Regions from separate parts of the Mus musculus genome. Here all the other regions are linked to region 6. A link is a loop called in an ENCODE intact Hi-C map of the cell type or tissue named here. Cell type or tissue: heart. All regions are shown on one strand. Region 1 holds the start of Samd4b (sterile alpha motif domain containing 4B). Region 2 has its middle 8.6 kb from the start of Sycn. Region 3 overlaps Gmfg (glia maturation factor, gamma). Region 4 has its middle 20 kb from the start of Ifnl2. Region 5 overlaps Fbxo17 (F-box protein 17). Region 6 has its middle 3.5 kb from the start of Pak4.

Evidence for each region. A loop is a pair of places that touch in the nucleus more often than their neighbours do. Peaks named below come from ENCODE experiments on the same cell type or tissue, not always from the same donor. Only the 100,000 strongest peaks of a DNase experiment are listed, where the experiment ranks them.
Region 1: it touches region 6 in a loop (5-fold over the local background); 28 of 42 quality-filtered maps call a loop at or near these places.
Region 2: a loop joins it to region 6, with 2.8 times the contacts of the local background. A loop is called at or near these places in 10 of 42 quality-filtered maps.
Region 3: it touches region 6 in a loop (9-fold over the local background); 30 of 42 quality-filtered maps call a loop at or near these places.
Region 4: it touches region 6 in a loop (8-fold over the local background); 13 of 42 quality-filtered maps call a loop at or near these places.
Region 5: a loop joins it to region 6, with 3 times the contacts of the local background. A loop is called at or near these places in 25 of 42 quality-filtered maps.

What each region holds. Positions count from the first base shown.
Region 1 is chr7:28,434,181-28,438,180 of GRCm38, reverse strand. It overlaps Samd4b (sterile alpha motif domain containing 4B), which reads left to right and starts at 1,990. Exons shown (of 13, transcript NM_175021.3): 1 at 1,990-2,043. It also overlaps a transcript of Gmfg not described here. In heart, CTCF peaks have their summits at 1,027, 1,325 and 1,524 (motif pointing left); DNase peaks (open chromatin) are centred at 1,040, 1,710 and 2,340; H3K4me3 peaks cover 3,080 bases; H3K27ac peaks cover 2,076 bases.
Region 2 is chr7:28,530,333-28,534,332 of GRCm38, reverse strand. No RefSeq gene overlaps it. Among named protein-coding and RNA genes, the nearest start is that of Sycn, 8.6 kb to the left of the region's middle. In heart, no CTCF peak of the experiment used is centred here; no DNase peak of the experiment used is centred here.
Region 3 is chr7:28,444,971-28,448,970 of GRCm38, reverse strand. It overlaps Gmfg (glia maturation factor, gamma), which reads right to left. Exons shown (of 7, transcript NM_001039192.2): 6 at 2,981-3,054; 7 at 741-2,599. The coding sequence ends at 2,528. Among named protein-coding and RNA genes, the nearest start is that of Lrfn1, 5.3 kb to the left of the region's middle. In heart, a CTCF peak has its summit at 2,352 (motif pointing left); a DNase peak (open chromatin) is centred at 2,320; H3K27ac peaks cover 270 bases; H3K27me3 peaks cover 1,100 bases.
Region 4 is chr7:28,488,775-28,492,774 of GRCm38, reverse strand. No RefSeq gene overlaps it. Among named protein-coding and RNA genes, the nearest start is that of Ifnl2, 20 kb to the left of the region's middle. In heart, a CTCF peak has its summit at 2,108 (motif pointing left); no DNase peak of the experiment used is centred here; H3K4me3 peaks cover 314 bases; H3K27me3 peaks cover 813 bases.
Region 5 is chr7:28,725,305-28,729,304 of GRCm38, reverse strand. The region is part of intron 2 of Fbxo17 (F-box protein 17); the gene reads right to left. Among named protein-coding and RNA genes, the nearest start is that of Fbxo17, 11 kb to the right of the region's middle. In heart, CTCF peaks have their summits at 1,527 (motif pointing right) and 2,457 (motif pointing right); no DNase peak of the experiment used is centred here; H3K4me3 peaks cover 277 bases.
Region 6 is chr7:28,599,680-28,603,679 of GRCm38, reverse strand. No RefSeq gene overlaps it. Among named protein-coding and RNA genes, the nearest start is that of Pak4, 3.5 kb to the right of the region's middle. In heart, CTCF peaks have their summits at 1,725 (motif pointing right) and 2,449 (motif pointing right); no DNase peak of the experiment used is centred here; H3K27ac peaks cover 370 bases.

The DNA of each region.
Region 1 (4,000 bases), 170 kb after region 6:
AGCCATGAATATCTAAAAAGACATTGTCTCCAAAGACCAAAAAAAAAAAAAAAAAAAAAAAGGTGGAGTGGGCTGGGAAGATAGCTCAGTGGTTAAGAGCACTGACTGCTGCTCTTCCAGAGGTCCTGAGTTCAATTCCCAGCAACCACATGGTGGCTCACAACCATCTGCAATGGAATCTGATACCCTCTTCTGGTCTGTCTAAAGACACCTACAGTGTGCTCATAATTAATAAATCTTAAAAAAAAAAAAGACTTAAAATATCTGTGTTTCTCTGCGCAGCCCTGGCTGTCCTGGAACTCGCTCTGTAGACAAAACTAGCCTTGAACTCAGAGAGCCACCTGCCTCTGCCTCCCGAGTTCAGGGTCTCAATATGTAGACCAGGCTAGCTTCAAGCCTACAGAAATGCTCTGCTGGGATAGGACGCGCCGCTAAGCCCAGTTCCCGTCAACTCTTTCCTGTGCCATCTTCACAATGTTGGTCTAGTACTCATTTCTTTTCTCAACTCATGTGCCCTCATTTCTCAGAATTCCGTCTGAGCCTTGTCTCCATTCACCCCTCATACCCTCCTTGGGATTGGTCACAAACTCCCACAACCTCAATTACCATCTCTAATGATCCTTAAATCCTGGTCTCCAGCCTCAATTTGTGCCCGAGGTGGGGCAATGGTCTTGACCTCAGTGTTGGCTGTCCCACATTGAGCTTCTCCTCTGGGACCCAATCTCCCAGAGGGCTTTGTCCTGGACTTTTCTCTTCCGCCCTGTGGCCAGCCAGTGGCAAAAGGCTAGTTCAATGGGCCACCTGAGTGTCCCGCCTACTTCGCACCTCCTCCCTCCCCAAGGTCCCTTCCAGATGCAACCCCGCCCCAACTCCCCAGGTAGCTCCCTGGGTTCTCTCTTCTGTGTCTCATTCCTTCTCACCCCACTTCCCTATGTAAGCTAGAGGCGTCCCTTCCAAACTCCCAAGTCCCCAAGACCTTACTGGCCCCGTCACTCTAGTCGCTGTGCCTTTAGCACAAGTGCATACTCCCTCCAGTGGCCAAACATCTAGCCGCAGCTCATTTCCTACCACTCCCTGTCGTAAATTCGACACTCCACCCTGACTGTATTTCTTGGAGTTCTCGGAACAAGCCACGTTGCTGTCACCCTTCTGGAGAGCCGGCCCCTTTCCAGTCAGTTCACCCCAGCGCAGGACAGTTTGTGGATGGACTAAGATCACGACAAGAGTGATGGAAGCAATCTCCATTTATTGACAGCCTCTTATGTGTGGGGTCTTATCTCTTTCCACCCTTAAAGGGTCGACCTCGCTCATCTTGAGGTGTCACTTGAGGCGCGGCCGATCGATACCAGGAGCCAGGAGGCAGCATTGTCATCCCAAAGGGCGATGGTACTACCGGACACAAACCCTGGGCGGGGTGTGACCGAGGGGCGGAGAGGAGGGGGTCCTTGAACGCCAGAATGAGGAATTGTGACTGGGTTCGCCGCTACTGAGTTAGACCGGCGCGAGACTGCCCCCTGCGGGTCCGTAGGTCCAATCGCGGGCTTCGCCAGACCGTTGCCCGGGGCAACGCGGCGCGCGCCCCTCCTCTTCCCGGCCCTCTGCTCTCCGCCCGGGGCCTGTCCGTCTGTCCGTCACCTTCTCGTCAGACCAATCGTAGTGAGGAGGGGGCGGGCCTCTCAGGCCTCCTTCCAGCCCTGTCGCTCCCCTCCAGGCCAAGACCCCGCCTTTCTTGCCGCACACCTCCCACCCTTCGGTCTGCCCTCGCCGCCAGTTGGCTGGGCTCACCGTCTGTCAATAGGGTGTGAGCTAATGCTGGCGCACAGTGGCCCTCCGGGGCGGGGCCAGGGGCGGTGACGCACGGCGCGGTGACGCAGCGCGACGGCGGCGGCGGCGGCGGCGGCGGTGGTCGGTGCGGGAGGAGGGAGGGGAGCTCTCGGGCCAGAGAGGGGGCGACGGCGGCGGCGGCGGCGGCGGCAGCGGCGCGGGTGGCGGCGGCTGCCCGAGGAGGTGCGGGTGGCGGCGGCGGCGGCGGAGGCCGAGGCGGTGAGTCTCGGGCAAGGCCGGGCCGGCGGGCGCGGGGCGGCGGCGGTCGAGGCGCGCGGCGCTCCCCTCAGGGCGACCCAGGCCGCGCGGCCGGCCCCGCCCCCTCAGGGACCCCGCGCCGCGGGCTGCGGCGGGCGGCTGACTCGGGCCTCGGGAGGCCGGAGGATCCTGGAGGACCCCTTAGGGTTCCGCACTCAGCCCGTTTCTCCCTACCCGGGCCCCTTCCTCAGTTTCCCTCCCAAACCGTCACGCCCTGGGGCTAGCCGAGGGGCCGGGCCCGGGGACTTCTGTCCTGACTCGGCACACATCTGCCTGGTCCTCCCGCACGACTCCAGCGGCCTCCCCGGAGACCACCCTCAGCTTTCAACTGCCTCCTCTGGGGACGCTCCCTGTGGATCCCCGCCCTTTGGTCCTTGGTTCTCTCCTCACATCTTCCTCCTGAATCGCAACACATTCCTTGGTGGCTACTCGTCATCTGTCTTCACAGCACAGATATTCCAGGCATCTCCCCCAGGAAGAACCTTAAAGCCCCTAAACCGCCCCCAGATACTCTCTGCATCTAACCCCCCCCCCATCTGCATCACATATTCAAGTCATCTCTCCTTCAGACTTCTTCAAATACCCCCAAGAATTTACCCTTCTACCTCTCCCCATTCCAAAAGTCTTAGAGATTTTCACTCTTATCCCCAAATTCTTCAGGATGTCCCTGGTGAACACTACATCATCCTTAAAGAGCTTGCATATCCCAGAACAGTCGTCCTCAGATACTCAGGAAGTGCTCTTAGATGCCAAAACTCACCTAGAGGACCCTCTCCTCTCCTCTCTTTGCTTCCACCTCCTATATACGCCCTGTCCTCTTCTCATATTTCTTAGACCCTTCTATAGATTTCCAAACTCATGTTACACAAATATTCCCCAGCTTGGAATGCTCTAGAGGTAATCTCATGTACCCCAGCCCTTTTCTCCTCAGCCTCTACACCTTCTAATCTTGAAAATCTCCAGAGTTCCTCTCATATTCCCAAAACCTCTTCCAAAGCCTGTCTTCTGTATCCCAAATCCTTTCCAGTAACACACACCACATGTTTTAAGAATAGTGTACGGACTCCAAAAAAGTTTCCTCATAGCCTCTATTCTTCTCAAACTTTTCTTGGATAACCTGAAAATTTGAAACTCCCTTTCTAGCCTTTGGTAAACTTTCTGACACTCTTCCTTACAATACTGAAACACCCCTCTAAGCTACAGCTTTCAGGACCCCCATGCATCACAGAACTTAGTAACCCTGAGATGGCCTTTAGTTCTTTCTTTTTCTCAGACTTTCTTATTAAAAGACTTTTCTAGCTATCTCTTCCTCAGAATCTCCCCCACCCCCAATTCTCTAGAACCATCTTTAGAAAGCCTTGCATACCTACCTAATCTTTCTTCAGTATAGCTGAACACCCAGAATTCTTTGTGGAAAACCTACTCCAATGCTTTCAGGTCTTCATTAGGAGTCTTCTTCCCTCAGCCCTATATGCTTGGGGTTTTTTTTTGGGGGGGGTTGTTTGTTTTTAAACTTGAGATTTCTCATAAAGCCCCCCAATGCCTACCCTACCCTGTATTTAAAAATCCCTCTGTCAGGACCTTTCTCAGAAGACCACTTCCTAAGACATTCTTTAGAGATTTTTCTCCCAAGCCCCGTGTCGGTAATCTATAGCACTTTCTGGAAACCCACCCTCAATTTTCTTCTCTGACATCCCCAGTCTTATTTCAGGAATCTGTCAGATGAATCCCAGTTAGGCTAAATCTCTTCTTGCTTTCTCTTATCCCTCCATTCTTAGTCCTTTGAAATTATAAACTCTTCTGGATACTCAGCCTACTTCCCCCACTATTTCTGCAGGGGCCCCAGCATCCTTCAGACTCTCCCTTCCCAAACTTCCTCTACTTCTGGAATCCTAGTGCTTGAAGACTTCTCTCAATA
Region 2 (4,000 bases), 69 kb after region 6:
TCATGGAGTGTACACTCCCACGCACAAACATATGCTCACACACAAATGAAATACACACAACGTACATATGAAGCCGGGTGTGGTGGCATACACCTTTAAACCCAACACTGAGGAGGCAGAGTTCTAGGCTAGCCTGGTCTACATAGTGAGTTCTAGGCCAGCCAGGGCTACACAGAGAAACCCTGTCTCAAAGTGTACGGGTGCACTAGAGAGACAGCTCAGATGCTGAGAGCACCTGCTGCTGCTCTTCATGACAACCCTGGTTCAATTCCCAGCATCCAATTGGCAGGTGACAGCATCTGCAACTACAGTCCCAGGGGATGTGGCCCACTCTGTTAAAAATGCACATGTGTGGTTACAGACATACATACAGGCAGGACACACATACACATAAAACAAAGTAAAAGGAAAAAAGGTTTGTCTTTGTTTTAAACGAAAGATTCTATTTGTTTGCTTTTATTTTATGTGCGTTGGTGTTTTGCCTGCTTGTACGTCTGTGTGAGAGTGTCTAAGCCCTGGAACTGGAGTTGCAGACAGTTGTGAGCTGCTGAGTGGGTGCTGGGAATTGAACCCTGATCCTCCAGAAGAGCAGTGAGTGCCTTTAACTGCTGAGCCATCTCTCCAGCCCCAAAAAGTTTTGTTTTTTTTAAATGTAAAAGAAAATGTTGAATGTGTTTCACGCAGACAGAAAAACATGCAAATCAGCCCTGAGCACGCCAGGCCATGGGTAGCCACGATTGCTGAGGGATGGCAGGTACCCTGGGGACTTGTTTCCTCAGTCACTCATTGCTTAACCAAGGGGACAGACCCTGAGAACTATGTCCTGGAGTTGTGCAAATATCACAGGTTGCTCACACGACTGTATTTTTTCAGATCGGGTCTCTTACTGAAGCTGGAGCTCACCACCATGGAGGTCACTGTGTCTGGTCAGTGACCTTCAGGGAGCTGCCTGTGTCTCTCTGCCCCTTCTTCCTCCCCCCAGCACCGATGTCACAGAGCACCAACGTCACAAGGCACCGCCATCACCTAGCTTTCTACTCATGCCCTCAAATTTGTGCAACAAGCACGTTTCCCACTAAGCTATTTCCCCAGTTCTCATGTTTTGTTTTTCAGACAGGACCTCATAGCCCCGGCTGGCCTCAAACTCACTATGTAGTTGAAGCTGGCCTCAAAGTCCTGATCCTCCCGCCTCTGCCTCAACTGCTGGGATGATAGTTGTAAGCTATTAAGCTGGATCTTGGAGGGCGTCCATGTGTGCGAAGGAAGAGACTCTCAGGCCTCTGCTCCTGTGATAACTAGTTCACTCCCACTCAGCCACCTTCAGCCATTCGTGATGGTGACACAGTCATGACGTTGCCACCTCTCACAGGCCTCGCCTCGCAATACTGTTGGTGTGACAGATTTCCACAGGAGTTTTGAAACCACTGCAGATGGCAGCTGTTGGGGTAGGGATCTCTCAGGAGAAATATCACAGACACGGCTGTCATCCCGTAGTCGGTTTTGATGGCTCGGGTAGGTTAAAATTCATTTTGATTGGAAGCAATAGAAACCCACTCAAACTAGCTTAAGTGGGGGGATGTGTACTATAAGGGGAAAGGATGTGTTAGAGACTCTGACAGAAACATTTTGGCACTGACTTGTAAAGTTGAATATATGCAGGTTCCAGAAGTCAGTAACTATACTCAGGTCGGTCACGAAGAACCCTCGCATGGCACAGGAGAGGAGAACCGACGCACATCAGTTAATCCTAGCACTTGGAGTAGAGGCTGCCGGATCAGGGGTTCGAGACCAGCCCTAACTCCACAGTGAATTCAGCAGGGGCAGAGAAGATCTCCTAGCCTCCCAAACTAAGAAACAAACTTTTTTTTTTCTTGCCTCTAGTTTTACTTCTCATCCAGTGCTGAGGAGTGGGCTGGACCCAAGGTAGCACACGTGCATTGTATTGTAAACCATTCTTTGTAAACCACCCACTTTGGAACCACAGATAGTTGGAAGATGGCTTGAGACATTGCTGCAGGCCCAAAACTACGGGGAGTTGCTACGGAAGAACACAGACACATGCCGGAGTCATCCCCCAGACACACAGACTGGGCTCTGTGACCCAGATGTGGCCTCACTCCGGACAGCTCATTAGCTCCAGCTGTTAACTGCTGCTGCCGTCACAAGTGGGGACAGATCCCGTGATGTGGCTGTCAGAATCCCTTATGATACTCTCAGCCATTCTTTCATGTTCAGCCTTTCCCTCTCCCTCATTATTGTGTGTGTGTGTGTGTGTGTGTGTGTGTGTGTGTATGCGTGTCTGTCTGTCTCACTGTTGTTATAGAATAGGCCTCAGAACAGAACAGCTCTTATTTTTTAATTATTTATTTTTATTTTATTATTATTTTTTTTTTGTTTTTTGTTTTTTCGAGACAGGTTTTCTCTGTATAGCCCTGGCTGTCCTGGAACTCACTCTGTAGACCAGGCTGGCCTCGAACTCAGAAATCCACCTGCCTCTGCCTCTCAAGTGCTGGGATTAAAGGCATGAGCCATGACTGCCTGGTTTATTTTTATTTTTATTTTTTATTTTTTTGTTTCTGTTTTTTCGAGACAGGGTTTCTCTGTATAGCCCTGGCTGTCCTGGAGCTCACTTTGTAGACCAGGTTGGCCTTGAACTCAGAAATCCGCCTGCCTCTGCCTCCCGAGTGCTGGGATTAAAGGCGTGCGCCACCACACCCGGCTTATTTTTATTTATATGAGTACACTGTAGCTGTCTTCAGACACACCAGAAGAGGGCATCGGATCCCATTACAGATGGTTGTGAGCCACCATGTGGTTGCTGGGAATTGAACTCAGGACCTCTGGAAGAGCAATCAGTGTTCTTAACTGCTGAGCCATCTCTCCAGCCTAACAGCTCTTATTTTTATCAGAGCCATTGTGGCTACGCAAAGACACCCTCAAGGTCAGACTTGTTCGGCCAGCAAGATGGCTTAGTGGGTAAAGTGTTTGTCCCCAAGCTTAATGACTAAGCTTGTGCCCTGGGACCCACATGGTTGAAAGAGAGACATGACTCACACAAGTGGTCCTCTTACCTCCACACACACAAGCTAAATTACTATATTATGATATAATATAATATAATATAATATAATACAATATAATACAATATAAAAAATACAGAGCAAGCCAAGCATAATAGCATTTAACCCCAGCATTCAGGAGGTAGAGGCAGGAGGATTACCAAGTATTCCAGGCTGGTCTGATCTACTTGGTGAGTTCTAGATCAGCCAGGGCTACACAGTGAGAACCTGTCTCAAAAATTAGTTAATCAATTACCATTGGAAAGAGACCAGGCCTGTTGACTGTAGACCTTCCCCCAGGGAAGGAGAGTGTGGAGGCCATTAGGTCCCTGCCTGAGATTCCAGCTGCTCCCTCCTGCATACCCCTCCCTTGTCAGTATGGAATCTGTCAAGTGCTCTCATGACCTTGTCTCAGGAGGTTTTTAGAATACATAGAGTATGAAAAGTAGCTAAAGAGGGGGTCTTCACCTGTAGGAAGATGTATGTCACCCTTCTATGTGGGGTGACACTCTGTCAGGAAGGCAGCTTGGGGATCGGATCACCTATGATCTCTTTAATCCCAAGAAACATATTGGCTCCCCAAATTGGACTTTGGTCTGTTGTTGGTGTCCCATCTTGGAGAAGCAAATGTTGTTTCTATCCTGAGTGAAAAGTTCACTTAAGACATATACACACACATACACACATATACATACATACACATACATACATACATACATACATACATACATACACATAACACACATATACACATATGTCCCGACCCACAGGACAGTCGAACAGGGACTTGAGGGGACACCTGGAAGAGAATGGGGGACAAAGGAACACAAAGAACAAGCAAGACAAGCGGTTCTGTTCAAGCTGACAAATTTTTATTTTTCCCACACAGGTTATATACTCATAGGAGCAGGAAGGGTGGGTGGAGGGGGGTCACTTTGTCT
Region 3 (4,000 bases), 150 kb after region 6:
GACCTAGCCTATAATTCCTCACCTAGGCCCTACCCCCAATTCTGGCCCCACCTGCTTGCTGCCTCTTTTTTTTTTTTTTTGGTTTTTTGAGACAGGGTTTCTCTGTGTAGCCCTGGCTGTCCTTGAACTCACTCTGTAGACCAGGCTGACTTCAAACTCAGAAATCCGCCTGCCTCAGCCTCCCAAGTGCTGGGATTAAAGGCATGTGCCACTACTGCCAGGGCTACCTGCTGCCTCTTAAGCCCTGCCCTAAAGCACAAATCTAGCTCTGTATGGCAACCTGGCCCAGAATTTGCTGTGTAAACCAACCTGGCCTTGAACTCAGAGATATCTGCGGGCCTCTGCCTCTCAAGTGTTGGGAGTAAAGGCGTGCGCCACCACGCCCAACCTGAAACTCAGGATTCTTACTCTTCTTTGGTTTTTCCAGATTAGGATTTCTCAGTAGCTTTAGCTGTCCTGGAACTCACTTTATAGACCAGACTGGCCTCCAGTCCACAGAGATCCGCCTGCCTGTGCCTTCCAGGTGCTGGGATTGCAGTCATACCCGATCACTGCACCTCCTCCACCACCACCACCACCACCACCACCACCACCACCACCACCACCACCACCCACTTCGAGACTTAATTATAGTATTTATCCTAGGTTCCACCCACAAGTCTAAGCCCCACCCACTAATGCCTAAGCCACACTCTGCATTTTTGCCTTCCTGCCCAAAGAATACACACACACACACACACACACACAAATACAATGTAATAAAATACATCAAAATTTTAAAAAGTAAATAAATAAGTTAACATCAGGGTGCTGGTACTTCTTAAAAGACTGAACCCATCGAACCACCCCTCCGCCCCTTTGGTTAGTCTTTGCTTTCCAGATTTGCTCTTGATTGGGCGAGTCACCTACATGGTCCTTTCTGATTGGGTTATTTGCAGTTCTACCCGAAAAGCCAGTTCAACTCTGAAGGATAGTGAGGATGGAGGGGGAAAAGAAATGGCTGTTGAGTTCTTGCATAAAAAAACCATAGTGTGGTCTTTGGGCCTGGGATAGTCTATGGCTTCACCTTCTGTGCCTCGGTTTCTTTGTCTTCAGAGTGAGGTTAATTAAACTATGCCCGTATGGTGCCCACAGATCCTTGACTCGTAGGAAGCGCTCAGTGGGAGAGTTAGCTGTTATGCATTTGAGGTTGTGACTGTTGTGACAAGTTCCATGATCTCGGCAAGCCAGCGGCGGTTGCTTGGCCTCGATGCCTCTTCTTATCCCCAGACCTCTCTTTCCCACCTCCAGCCATTGGGAACTGAGGCTGTGATCAGAAGAAACATAGGTGGGGTGGAGCCTCTAGCAGGGCGGAGACAGCTTGATCCACATGTCCCAGAACATGGAAAGCTAAGGGCATTTCTCCATAGCCCAGTTTAGAGATATTCTATGCAGAACTTCTCGACAAGGGTTTGTCTTGACTGGGGATAAAAGAACACGGATTGAAGGGGGGAAGAATCTGAAGGCTGAGAGGGAGAGGCAGGGTTAGAATTCCCTTTTAGGCTCGTCTAAGAGCACCAGGGTTGGGGGAGGGACAGCCCAGGCCCAAGGTCACTGTGTCATTGTTACCATGGCAACGGCCACCTCTCAACGGGGAACCTGGAAAGAGGTGGAGGGAGGGAGTTCCAGGGGCCTTGGGTGTGAGGATTGAGGAGCCATGGGAGACACTGGGAGAAGCAGAGAAAGTATGATTCATCTTTGTGGTGACTGCCCATCTCAGAGCCCTGTATGGCTTGGGTGCTCAACACATGTCCTTCAAAGAGAAACAGAGGTTTGAGAAAATTCAATGCCCTGATGTGCCAAGAAAAAAGAAAGAAAAAGAAAAAAGGCTAGCGTATAGGGAGTATCCTTTCCCTGACTCTTCAAGCCCTCTGGGGCTCACTGAGAGTTCTGAATTCTCTCTCCCCACAGTCCTGGGCCTTCAAGCTTAGCAAAACCTCAAAACATCCATCCCTCAGCATCCTCCTGAGTGCCTGAAGCAATTACATTTTGATCTTTTGACATCTTTTGGCCTTTAAATTCTTCCTATCTGAGGGCTGAGAAAAGTAGCATTTGGCGCCAAAGATGCCTTCTTGTCCCAGAGCGGGGGAAACAGGTGGAGAAAAAGGGTGCCCGCGCTCTCCTCTCGAGGGTCTTTATCCCCTTAGGCGTGACCCTTCATTGATTCAAACATTTCTCCAAATTCCTTAAGGGGACCCAGGCCACCTTCCATCCAAGGAAACCCCATAGTCCCCCCTCCCTTGGTTTCTGAGAAACAGGTGTCTGTTCTCCTGGGACCAGCTTGGTTTCGCTGGAAACGTCCGCCCCCTCCCGGCCAAAGTTGGAACTGTAGGGACTGTCCGGCGGCACCAACAAAGAGGCTCAGATTTTGCAGATACCATGTCGTTATTAAGTTCCTGAAATTTTAACCTTTATTTCGCTCTTGGATGTTCATATCCTATCAATCTGAGCCTTCAGAAGTAAGGATTCCAAATCCCTGGCTCAAAGGTCAACGAAAGAAAGCTAACTTTTCCTTAAGCCAGGTCTCGGTGAGGTCGTCTGTGGTGCGGATTTCAAACACCTGGATAAAGAGCAATCGGCATTATGATCCAATGAGGATTCCTAACCCCCTAGGAATCAGGAGTCCAGATTCCAGCCATCCTCCTCCAAACCCAGGAGTCCGTACCCCAGTCCTCCTACTAGAAACCCAGGAGTCACCCTCCTACTTTGTTTGTCAAGAAGCCCTCCTGCTTCAAATCCAGAAATCCCAGCCTCCATATCCCTCCTTTCTCAGACCTTGGAGTCCAGGCCCATCCCACTTCCCTCAGACCTGAGGATCTAGGCCCAGCCTTTCTCTCTGGGGTCTAGAATTTACCCCCAGCCCACCAACCCCAGGGGTCCAGCCCCTGGCTCCCTCCCTCAGACCCTCAGGTTGCCCAGCCCCTCCAGAGCCCCTCCGGACCTTGGTAAGCTCCGCCGTCTGCACCAGCCTGTTTTTACTTCCTGCGTACATCATCTGTTGTTCAGGCTTGCAGCCTGTGTGAGAAAGGGAGATGGATGTGGTGGGGAACGCGACATAACTGGTAAAGCTCTAGGAATGTCCAGTAGGCACAGAAGGTCCTTGGAGGAGGACCTTGAAAGTCATCCGTCCTCAAGAGTTTCTACATTTGTTTGGGAGCTTCAAGTGATAGTGAGGGTCTCTGGGAGAAGAGTCAGAAGCCTGTCAGGGATTTCCAGGTAACATGAACAGGATTCCATGAGTTCTTGACGAATCTAAATGCCTGCCTTCACTTCTCAGCTCCCACGTACAACGCACCCACCCACACACACATTCACATGATTACTCTTTTTTTTTTTCTTTTCCTTAGACAGGGTCTCGCTATGTAGCCAAGATTGATCTTGAACTCACTGTGTAGACAAGACTGGCCTTGATTTCACAAAGATCTGCTTGCCCCTGCCTCCTGAGTGCTGGAATTAACAGCTTGAGCCACCATGCCTGCCTGCCCGACTTGTTCAGATTAGTTGTCGTTTAGTCGGGCCTGGCATCAGCTTCCCAAGTTCTGTGCTGAGATCACAGTTAGAGCATGACCATGCCTGGCTATGGTGTGTGTGCGTGTGCGTGTGTGTGTGTGTGTGTGTGTGTGCGTGTGTGTGTGTGTGTTTAGGGAGAGTTGTTTGAGACAGAGTCTCTATGTAGCTCTGGCTGTCCTGGGACTTGCTATTCACACCAGGCTGATCTCAAATTCACAGAGATCTGCATGCCTCTGCCTCCTGTGTGCTGGTTTTAGAAGGTGTGTGCCACCATACCTGGTTACTATTGACACCTCCACAGTGACACACACACACATTCACACTCACTCACACACTCACAAACGCACACTCATAACACAGCCATGCACACTCAACACACTCTACATTCACATTCACAAACACACACCCAACACACACAGACACACACTCACAAACACTCTCTCTCTCACAC
Region 4 (4,000 bases), 110 kb after region 6:
TGAGCCATCTCTCCAGCCCTGAAGGCAACTCTTAAAGGGACAACATTTAACTGGGGCTGGCTTACAGGTTCAGAGGTTCAGTCTATTATTATCACAGTAGGGAGCATGGCTGTGTCTCGGCAGATGCGGTGCTGGAGAAGGAGCTGAGAGTTCTGCATCTTGACCGAAGGCAACCAGGAGAGACTGGCACCCTTAGGCAGCTAAAAGGAAGCTCTCTCCCACAATGGGTGGAGCCCGAGCATAGGAGGATACCTCCAAAGCCCACCCCCCACAGTGACGCACTTCCTCCAACAAGGCCACGCCTCCTAACGGTACCATTCCCTATAGGCCAAAGACTTTCAAACCACCACAGGGGATAAGGAAATTGACTGAGTAGGTAAGAATGCTTACTGAGAAAGCACTAGGATCTGAATCCAGATTCCCAGGATCCACCTAAAAGACAAAGAACGTCAATGCTGGCTTGGGTGTAGGGTAATAAAGACAGGCAACAGTAGCTTGCTGGATACCAGCCGAGCACATCAACACTCTGGGTCCAATGACCCTGTGTCAAAGAAATAAGGCACAGACTGAGAGCAGAGGACACTTAGTGCCTTCCTTTGGATTCCAATGATCGTGCACATGTGTCCAGGCACCTGCACATATGTCACACATACATCATACATACATAAACATAAACATAAACCAACAAGAAAATCAGGAAGGAAGTTTCTGCTACACTCAAATTTTAATTAGGAGTAAAAGCACCTATATTAAGCAATCATTATGTGCTAAGCACGACTTTAGGCCTGGGAATTTAACATGGACCTACTTGGTGTGGGTCCCTTGCAGCCCACAGTCTAGTGGGGGAGGGGTGGATAGACAAGAAGACACACACAGTAAAACGTGTGTCCGGTTGGGCCTAGTAAGAAACAATGCTGGTCTCCGGGATGTGTTTGTTCTCCAGGAGCGTGCTGCTGGGAAGCAAGCTTCCCTGTGCATTAAGCTGTTCCTAAGAGGCTGTTTCTCTTTCCATTTCTTTGCCCTGTTGTGATACCGCCAAGGGGATCTGCAACAGAGGCCAAACACATAGCACGCCCGAATGTTGGCCTTTTAGCCTTTAGGAATATAGGCAAAGTAAACCTTTTTTCTTTATCAAGTACCCAGTCTTCAGCTTTGTGTTATAGCCACAGGAGACTGGCTGACATAGAGGGTACAGACCATGTGCTTTTTGTGTGTCTATACGGCATGTACCAATAGCTAAATGGATCTAAGTACACGCGGGGCACAGGGGCCACCTGCTCTGCTAAACAGAAGAAGGTAATATAATGCATTATTAAGAAACACCAAGGGGGTACACAGAGAAGGCCGGTCTCAAAACAAAACAAACAAACAAACAAAACAAAACAAAATCAAACAAGCAAAAGAGAAAGAAAGAAAAAGAGCCAGGCATGGTGGCACACGCCTTTAATCCCAGCACTTGGGAGGCAGAAGCAGGCAGATTTCTGAGTTCGAGGCCAGCCTGGTCTACAAAGTGAGTTCCCGGACAGCCAGGGCAACACAGAGAAACCCTGTCTCGGATAAAAAAAAAAAAAAAAAAGAAAAGAAAAGAAAAGAAAAAAGAAAAAGAACCTGATGGGATATCAGAGCGCCACCACCAGGGCAAAGTTCTCCTAGTCAACTGGTAACACAAAAGGATCCCTAGATGCCCACAGGCAAGGCAGGTGGGAGGGCGCCTAGAGCAGGGTGCCGCTAACTGTGTGAAGTTCAGGAGGACCTCGGCAGGAGCCTCCAGCAGCGCACGGGCAGCGCACGGGCAGCTTGAGGCAGCTGGGTGGGAAGAAGGCTTCTTTAGTCTCCCGACCGCACCCCCATGCCACGGCCCTCCACCTCAGCATATGTCCCCTCGGAGTTGGGACAGGACCTAAAAACAATCACTAGGCTAGCTTCACAGAGACATCTAGAGACACTCTAGCCAGCTAAGCGTGTGGCGTCAGGGACATGGCCAAGACAGCTGCCCCTTCTTCATCTCAGTGTATCCCTGTCCTGCCACCTAAAGAAACCAGAGGGCCAGAATCCTTACTGCTTGACCGGCCACCTTCGTTACTGCCAGTGTCCCTGTAGCACCCTCTACTGGCCAGGTTGGCCAAGTTTCTACTCTACAAAGAATAATACAGAGAGGGGGCGGGGTGTCTTTTAATAGGTGTGGACTCAACCAATCATCGATTGAAAATACCAAGAGGCGATGGACAGTATTGGCTCGTGCTTTCAATCCCAGCACTCGGGAGGCATAGGCAGCGAGTGAGGCCAACCTGATCTATAGAATGAGATCTGGAACAGCCGGCCAGGACTACACTGAGTAAACAAAGGGGGGGGGGGAGGGAGAGGGAGAAAGAAGGGGAGGAAGGGAGGGAGAGAGAATTCAGAGAAGCAAGGATTCTGAGCCATGATAGCAGAATGGATCAGTAATTCCAGCACACAGAAGTTAGGAAGGTAATGAAATAAGGAATAAGACCTCTCAAAGGAGGAAGAGGCCTGGGGAGATGGGTCAGCCAGCAAAGTGCTTGCTGAATAAGGGTTAGACCCTCAACACCGGCATAAAAAAGCTAGGGAAGAGAAGAAGATAAACTGGGGCTTGCTGGCCAGCCAACCTAGCCTACTTGTTTAATAGCAGTCCAGCGAGGAACTCTTGCTAAAAAAGGAAAAGAAGAGAAGAGAAGAGAAGAGAAGAGAAGAGAAGAGAAGAGAAGAGAAGAGAAGAGAAGGACAGAAACCAAGGTTTCATGAACACACACACTAAATAAATAAATGAATATCTAGGGCCAACAAGATGGCTCAACAGGTAAAAGTAATAAATTACCATACAAGCCTGATGGAACCAAGAAGTATCACATTGAAAACCCACACATTGGGCTGGTGAGATGGCTCAGTGGGTAAGGGCACCCGACTGCTCTTCTGAAGGTCAGGAGTTCAAATCCCAGCAACCACATGGTGGCTCACAACCATCCGTAACGAGATCTGACTCCCTCTTCTGGAGTGTCTGAGGACAGCTACAGTGTACTTACATATAATAAAATAAATAAATAAATCTTAAAAAAAAAAATCACCCATTTCTACATTAAAAAAAAAAAAAAAAAGAAAACCCACACATTTGCCCTCCACAGGGATAACCTGTTGCACTCTGATGACACCCATTTTTCCTCTTGGAAGTCCAGGGCCCTGGCATCTGGGAAGTAGTTCTGCAGTCCTGTGACCTCAACTCAACCAATGTGAAGGAGTTCTGTAGAGTCATGTGACCTCAGGGCACTCAATCACACACATCACAACAGATCAGGTTGTGTGTGTGTGTGGGGGGGGGGTGTCTCTGCAGTGATGCTGAACCTCTGTAATCCCAGAGATTAAGAGGGTGAAGCAGGAGGATCAGGCGTTCTATGATACCCAAGGAAAAACCCTGTCTCAAACAAACTCTAAGCAGGGCATGGTGGGAGTGCCTGAATTACCCGGCAAGCATTTGGAAATTGGAGGCAGGAATACTAGGAGTTCAAGGTCCTCCTCAGCTACATGGTGGATTTGAGGCTAGTCTAGGCTATATGAGATCCTAACTCAGAATGCCAGTGTGTGTGTGTGTGTGTGTGTGTGTCTGTCTGTCTGTCTGTCTGTCTATGTATGTACCTGTGTGTCTGTGTGGTGTGGATCTGTGTTTGTGTGTATGTAGGAGCTGTAAGGATGGCTTGCTGTTTACACTGACATTTCAACACAGACAGCACTGTATCGGGTTATCTTGAGGAGTCTGCATAATCATAGGCATAAAATGCTTATAGAGGCTGAAGATTTGGCTGAAGTGGATAGAGTGCTTGCTTAGCATGCAGGAAGCCCTAGGTTTGAGGGGGTGAAGTGGCTCATGCCTGCAATTCCAGCACTCTAGAAGTGGAGGTCCAAGGATCGAGAGTTTAAGGTCACCCTTGAGTGCATAGAGAGTTCAAGGCCAGCCTGTATAAAAGTGGGGGGGGGGGCAGGGGAGCCT
Region 5 (4,000 bases), 130 kb before region 6:
ACTGCAGTGATGCAAGGTGAGTGTTCTCTGCTGTAGCCATCAGCAGCGTTTCGCTGTCGTCACCTAGGTTCTAGGAACCTTCTCATTCTAGGCTTCTACCGGGGTTCCTCACTGGAGGCTGCTCTGATGGCCTGTCAGAGATGACCTTTGAACCTTAGTCCTCATCAGCTGTCACCTGCACCACCACCATCTCCTGGCTCTGTGCTTCCTTCCTCGTAAGCACTCAGGTAGGGGAAACACTTGGGTCAGGTGCTGTCCTGTGCAGCTCAGAACCCTCCACAACTCCCCGTTCTCAAGCTAATGGCAGACTCCTCTCTGAGGGCCGTAAGGTTTCACACTATCTGCCCACTGTCTCTCTGTTCTCCTCTCACTCAGGTATTCACTTAAAGGTGGCCACGTCTCTGAGCCTTTCCCTGGCTGCCTCCTTTATAATTGTGAGGCCTCACCACCAAACTACTCCCCCCCTTTTTTAAACTTTTCTCTAAAAAAAATTTCTTTTTCTTGCCAAGTGTGGTGGCCTAGACCTTTAATCTCAGTGCTCCTGAGGTAGAGGTAGACAGATCTCTGTGAGCTTGCACCATCCTACTTTACACAGTGGGGTCCAGACCAGCTAGGGACTCAAGAAGAAAAGGAGGAGGAAGAGGACAGACAGACAAATGGGGCTGAACCAATGGACCAGGGGACAATAGCACTCACTTCTCTAGTAGAGGACTGATTCAATTTCCCAGCACCTACATTGTGGGTCACAACTGCTCTAACTCCAGTTTCAGGGGATCTGACACCCTCTCCTAGCTTCTGAGGGCACCATGCATACGCGTGTTACACAGAAAAAGAAGAGGGGTAGGGGGCCTGCAAGACTGAGCCAAGCAAAGCTTGAATCCTGTCTGCTGCATGTAGGAACTCCAGGTCTCTCTGTGGGGATGCCCATGGTACATCGCTCCCACAATCTGGAGGCTAAATGTCAATCACTGGCTGAGACCAGTTTGGGTGGGGGAAATCAGATACTGTCTGCTTGTCACTCAGCTACTGGTAAGAGAGTCTGAGCTGCATGTTTGTTGGCTGGTTATTTTTGGTTGGCATGGTAACTGGGGATGCTGCTAACATTCCATCTGCAAAAACCTATGACTGTACATTCCAAAAAGGACTATGATGATGGTACTTGCTCTCTGACACGTAACTCCATCAGTCTGCGAGTCACAAGGCCTCAGTCACTGGAGAAGTGGCACTGCCAAGGGATTTTCCAGGTGGCAGTCTAAAAATGCCTCTGACTCCCTGTAGAGTCACGATCCCTCTTGGGAGTCCTAGATCGTTGCTAGGTAGTTAACAACTGGCTAGGTGGGGGTCGGAGGGTGGGAAGACTAATGTTTATAGCCTTGGTTGTTGCCTGGGGTATGAATCACACAATTACACTGCCCAGCTGAGGCCCCAGGGCTGTGAAGTTGGAAAGAGATACGCGCAGTTTATCCACTTGAGCTGGTGCAAGCTGGCCCCAGCACATCCCGGCCGGTGCCAGCTGCTGACATTTCAGCTGGCCACTTGAGGGTGCTGTGCTGAAGACAGCAGGGATTGGCCAGCTGGTTTAGCATTCCCAACACGGGGACCAACATAAAAGCCATCATCCTGTGACCCAGACTCCTCTTCCATTTTGTAGCAATGACATATGAGACCCCTGAGTGTGGGCCAGTTGGCTGAGTTCAGTTAGTTCCCAGAGCATTAAAACAACATCATTATTTATGCAACCATCTATCTTTGTCCTCCCACTCCAAATCCAAGGTGTTTTTGTTTGTTTGTTTGTTTTTTACCTTTTTAAAGGGGTGTGCATGCATGGGTGCAGGCATGTTTGAGAGAGAGAGAGAGAGAGAGAGAGAGAGACTATGTATTCCTGGCTGCCCTGGAACTTGCTAAATAAACAATGCTGTTAATTCACAGAGATCCACCTGCTTCTGCCTTGGGAGGGCTGGGATTAAAAAGTGCTTGGCTTTTTAAAAGTTTTTCTTTTCTTTTCTTTCCTTTTTTTTTTTTTTGGTTTTTCGAGACAGGGTTTCTCTGTATAGCCCTGGCTGTCCTGGAACTCACCCGGCTTTTTCTTTCTTTTTTTTTTTTTTTATAATTACATCAATTTCAATTCTCTTCTTTCGACATGTGGATCACGGGGGATCGAACTCAGGTCGTCACGTGTGTCACCAGGCACCTTTACCCACTGAGCCTTGTCAGCCCTCAAGTATTCTAGAATCCGATGGTAGTTTTTGTTTTTGTTGATGTTGTTATACAGGGTCTCACTCTAGTGCAAGTCGGATTAGAATATGCCCTAGCCTTAAGCTTTCTAGGATCACGGCACTGAACTGCTGTAGAACAGGTCAATGAACCATTTATTGAACTAATATTAGGCCTTTAAAAAAAGGCCTTGAAGTCTTTTTTTCCTCTGATGGCTACCACGATGCTACAGGTTTCCAGTAGGGGGCGCTGGAGGAGCGTGGCAGGCGGCTGGGCTTCTCTGCGGCATGCGCCTGCAGGCTCTGACGCATCTATGGCATCACCAGGATTCTCCAGCGCCTGGCTCCTGCCACGTGTGGCTGGCACTACCATCTCGCTCCAGACACTTTTCTGTATGCGTTTTTGTGTGGCCTCCGACTGGATATGCACTTCCGGTAAAGCCAATTCCAGCCTGGGGCTGCTGTCTTTTTAATTGTTCTTCCTTTTGATTTCTTTTTTTCTGTTCCTTTAAATGTTTACCTTTAACACTTGTTTATATAGTGCGTGTTGTGTGCATGTAGATGCACTTATGCTAAAGCATGTGTGTGCAATCAGAGGAAAGTTTGCAGGTGGTAGTTCGTCCCTTCTACCCAGTAGTTTCTGAGGATGAACTCAGGTTGTCCAGCTTGCTGGCAAGTGCCTTCCCCGTGAGCTATCTCAGTGGCTCTTCTTGGTGTTTTTGAAGTAGGTTCTAGGCAGCCAAGGCTGGCCTTGAACTTCTTATCCTTCTGTCTTTATCTCCCAAGTGACGGGATTAAGGCTGTATGGCACCTCATTCAACTCATTTTTCACTCCCTCCATAATTTCCTGTTCCCCTCCTCCCTTTCCTCCCTCCTTTCCTTCCTTCCATTTCTTAGTAATGGTCTCCCTATGTTGCTCAGGCTGGCCTTGAACTACCGGGCTTAAATTACCCTCTTGACTCAGTTTCCCAGGTAGCAAAGAATACAGACATGTGCTTAGGCACACACACACACATATAATATAAGATGATGTTTTAAAAATAATTATTTTATGTGAATAAATGTCTTGCCTGCACGGATGTAATGAGTGCACCACATTTGTGTCTGGTGCCTGAGACACAAGTCATCCGAGGGCATTGGGTTTCCTAGAAAAGACATTAATCATGATTGTGACCATGTCAGTCCTAAACAGGAGCAGAAGGTGCTATTAATTACTGAGACATCTTTCCAGTTCCCAAAATGATGTTTTAAGTGTGTGTGTGTGTATGTGTGTGCATGTGTGTGTGTGTGTGTGTGTATGTGTGTGCATGTGTGTGTGTGTGTGCGCACATATAGAGATAAGTGGACAGCTTGCAGGCGCTGGTTCTCTCCTGCAACACGGGCTCTGGGGATGAAACTCAGGCTTGGTGGCAAGTATCTTTACTGGCTGAAATGTAATAAGAGTTTTGGTTTCTTTGAAAACACAGAAGCACTATGGGAATATGGTTTCCTTTCACTCCCAGGTGTAGCCTATGGCGCTGCTTCAGACTGTCTTTAGCAGCTGGCTACAATTTGCCTCGTGCTCTCGCAGGGGTGTGATTTTTGCCATCAGCAGATAGTTTTTGTGACTGTATGACATTTGGAATTCTGGGGAGTTATCAGAGGGCATATGAAAGCCGAGAGCAGGGGTGGGTTGTTTGCTGTTGTCTGCTGTTGCTTGTTGTTGGTTACTGTTTGTTAAGTAGTTGTAAGGGAAGAAGAAAACAAGAAGAAACAAGATATCCTGACAGTGAAGATCAAATTTGCCC
Region 6 (4,000 bases):
AAGACGGATTAGTAAACAATGAGAGATATGGCTATGAATGTGTCTCTGTGTGTAAGTACTGTGAACCACTGAGCCTGCTCTCCAGCACCCGCCCTCTCCCCCTCTCTGTCCCTCTTCCCCGTGCCCTCGCGCCTTTATATTTTCTTTGTTTTTATGTTTACCTGTGTAAGTGAGTGCCAACTGTGTGAGCAAGTGCCAGAGGAGGTCAAAACAGGGCATCAGATTCCCAGGAGCAGGAGTTAACTGCAAGCAGCTAGACATAGGTGCTGGGAACCCAACTGGAGTCCTCTACAAGAACAATGTACGCTCATCTCTCCAGCCCCACGCAGGCCACTCCTACCCAGAAGCAACATTTGTATCTCTTCCCTTGGAAAGCATCAAGCTGCAGCTGACAAACCACCCTCCGTTATATCAGCCACAGTTCCCTTCCTCCCTTGGACCTCCTTCCCTGCAAGGCTGTGGCATAATGAGGTGAGGGGCACGAGCCCACCTGTACTCCACACCCCAACAGTTGATCTGATAACCAACGTGGCACCTAAGTGACCAATTTGAGCAACTGGTGTGGATGGGTACACTGGGTGGAGGGATGATCCCCATCGGATCGATTAGTGAATATAAGCAGAAAAAATGAAGCAGGGTGTGCTGACTCATGACTCCACTCATGAAGACAGAGGCAGGGGGATCATTGTGTTCTAGGCTGAGACTAGAGGGAGATTCCTGGTTTTGTTTCTCATGTAGCTCAGGCTGGCCATGAATTCGTGATATAGTTGGGGGTGGACTTGAACTTCTGATCCCTGTGCCTCCACTTTTTGGATGCTGGGATTACACAGAGGTGGCCCCGTGCCCTTGCTTGTGAGAGAATATTTCTATCGCTCAGATTCCCCTGCAGCAACCCCACTCCCATCAGCCTCTAGCATCAACTAATCTAATGTGGTCATTATCGATTAGATTTGCCTTTCCTACGATACTAGGAATGGAGCTATGCAGTACCGACCTTTAGAAAATGGCTTCTTTCAACCAGCCCAGTCTATTTGCTCCACAGGTCAGTCAGAGTACCAGCCCCTTCCTCACTGAGGGATTCTAGGTAGGGGCTACACCACTGAGCCATGCCCCCAACTCCTCACTGGGGATTCTAGGCAGGGGCTTTACCACTGGGCCACACACCCAGACCCTCACTGGGGGATTCTTCTTGGGGGCTCTACCCATCCCTAGTCCCCTCCCTGACAGACTCCAGGCAAACACCCTCCAGGTAAATTGCATCTTCATCTCTACATGTTCTTTTTATGGCCACGTGGGATTATTTGACAGCACAGAACTTTCTAGTCCTCATCATTTTATTTTATGTTTTTAAATTTTATTTATGTTATTTTTCCGGTGGTCGGGAGGGGACCAGAAGTGATTAGAAGTCTAGACATTTGAAATCAGAATGCCTGTGTGATTTGGGGATTATGTACGTTTTCTGTGCCTTAATTTTCACGCCTTTTGAATGGGAATATCAATAGTGCATATGGATTTTTGTGAGGACTTCAGTGATAACAGCCCTCCAAATCTTAGCTGAAATAACTTTGTCTTTCAAGCCACCATTTAGCAGTTCTTCATGACAGACTGCAGTAAGACAAGCCAACCTTCCCAGGCTCAAACAGCTTCTGCCGACACCAACAGCACCCTTTCTTAAGGGCCAAGAAATAAACACAAATTTTTCCTAGAGTCTGGTTGTTACCCAGGCCCTGAAGTTTGCTGTTCTAACACTAGGTGGCGGTCTAAGCCCTGATTTGTACCATTTGGGGAGTAAATGAACGGGGTGGGGGGGAGGTGTTCTTGGGAGGGGGTGCAGTCATTTGTAGCTCTCCACAGCCCCATAAATAACCCCTAATAAACGTGCGTGAGTCATTCCATTGGTTGTTGGCATGCACCATCCCTGCGTGGAGACAGATGTTAATTTTACATCTTCCTGGGAGAACCCTACTGCAAATTCTAAGGGAGTGTATGTTACATGGCCTGCCGCATTGCATACTCTGTCAATGTTGGCATTATCATTATTCAATGTGATTGGCTCACAGCGAGTGCTCAGTGTATATATTTATTGAGCCAGTGTGAGCATAGGTTTTGAAGTCAGACCTCGGTTTAAAATCTATTAAGGGGGCTGGGGAGATAGCTCAGCGTGTAAAGGCGCTTGCTCAATGGCCTGAATTCAATCCTGGGAATCACACAGAAGAAACAGAGAACATTTTCTTTGTCCCCCTCACTCTGGTACACAGTCATACACAGGCAAAACAAGCAAATATAAAGAAAGAGGAAAAACAACAAGAGTGTTTAAACACCGGTGAGAATACTTCGAATGCAGGCCAAAGTGTGAACAACAAGAGTGTTTAAACACCGGTGAGAATACAGGCCAAAGTGATGAATCCCTTGTATGATCTTGCGATGTGTGTCCCCGACCATAGGGAGGCAGCAGAGGGCAGCCGGTGAATGAACGAGCACCTAGAATTCTCCCAACTTTGGTCTCTAGGGTGAACTAGAAACCAATAATTCCACTTTAGCATAAAATTCCAGGTTCGTAAAAATGTTCAGAATAGCTGGGCATGGCGGGGCACGCATTTAATCCCAGCACTCGGGAGTCAGAGGCAGGTGGATTTCTAAGTTTGAGGCCTATCTGGTCTACAGAGCAAGTTCAAGAACAGCCAGGGCCACACAGAGAAACCTTGTCTTGGAAAAAAAAGAACCTAGGGAGAAAAGAAAGACAGGGGGGTGGGGAGGGGGAGAGGAGGGGGAGAGGAAGAGGGAGAGAGAAAGGGAGAGAGAGTATAGAGCACCCACTGCCTCTTGTAGCATCGTTGCTACAAGTGGTTTGTATCTCTAGGGAGGCAATGGCGGTCACCCCTGTCTTCCCAACACGAGGGATGTGGGAGCAGACAGATCATCAGCTGGAGGTCATCCTTGGCTACATCCTGAGTTCCAGGCATGAGCCTGGGCTGCATGAGACTTTGTCTAAAACAAAACCAAATACAAGCAAACAGTTCTTCAGGAGCTGAGAGTGTGCCTCACTTATTCAGAACCAGTCAAGATTCTCTTACAGTCCTGGGCTCAATCCCCAGCTCCCGACCCCACACTCAGAGTTTAGAAGATAAGGTGAACTCGCTCACATTTCCTCTAGCCCATCACTCGTGTATTCAAAGGAAACAATTATGTAGCTGCTTGGGCTTGTTTTTTTTATTTTTGTGGATGATGGTTTCTAAAAGCAAACTGTGTACCACAGCACAGGAGCTCAATGAGGAAAGTGTGGCTGAGCAAATTAGAGTCAATTAGTAGGATGGCTTCTTAGGCAGCCCCAAGATTAATCTTCTTGAAGAATATTTATTGACATCAAGAGTCACTGATGATGTATATAGTCTTAGTTTTAAAAGGTATTTTTCTGGGGCTGGAGAAATGGCTCCGTCCGTAAGAGCACTTGTTGCTTTTTCAGAGGCCCTCTTCTAGCCTCTGAGAACACACACACGCAGAGGGGTACACACACACACACACACACACACACACACACACAGAGGGATGGGGAATATTTCTTTAAACCTACTTATTTTTCTGGGGTGGGGAATAATTATTTATTTTATTTTTTATTCTTTGGTTTTTCGAGACAGGGTTTCTCTGTATAGCCCTGGCTGTCCTAGAACTCACTCTGTAGACCAGGCTGGCCTCGAACTCAGAAATCCGCCTGCCTCTGCCTCCTGAGTGCTGGGATTAAAGGCGTGCACCACCACTGCCCAGCGGGAATAATTTTTAAATTTATTTACTCTTCTTTCATACATTACTTCTCAACTGCAGTGTCCCATCCCTCCACTCCTTCCAGTTCTCCCCATAAATCGTTTTTTTAAGATATATATTTCAGACCATTCTTCCAGGCATGGTAAGGAGACACGTGCCTGTAATCCCAGTGCTAAAAGACTCTCTTAGTGCATCGGAGGCCTTGAGTTCAAGTGGACATAAGCTGAAGGGAGAGATAGGG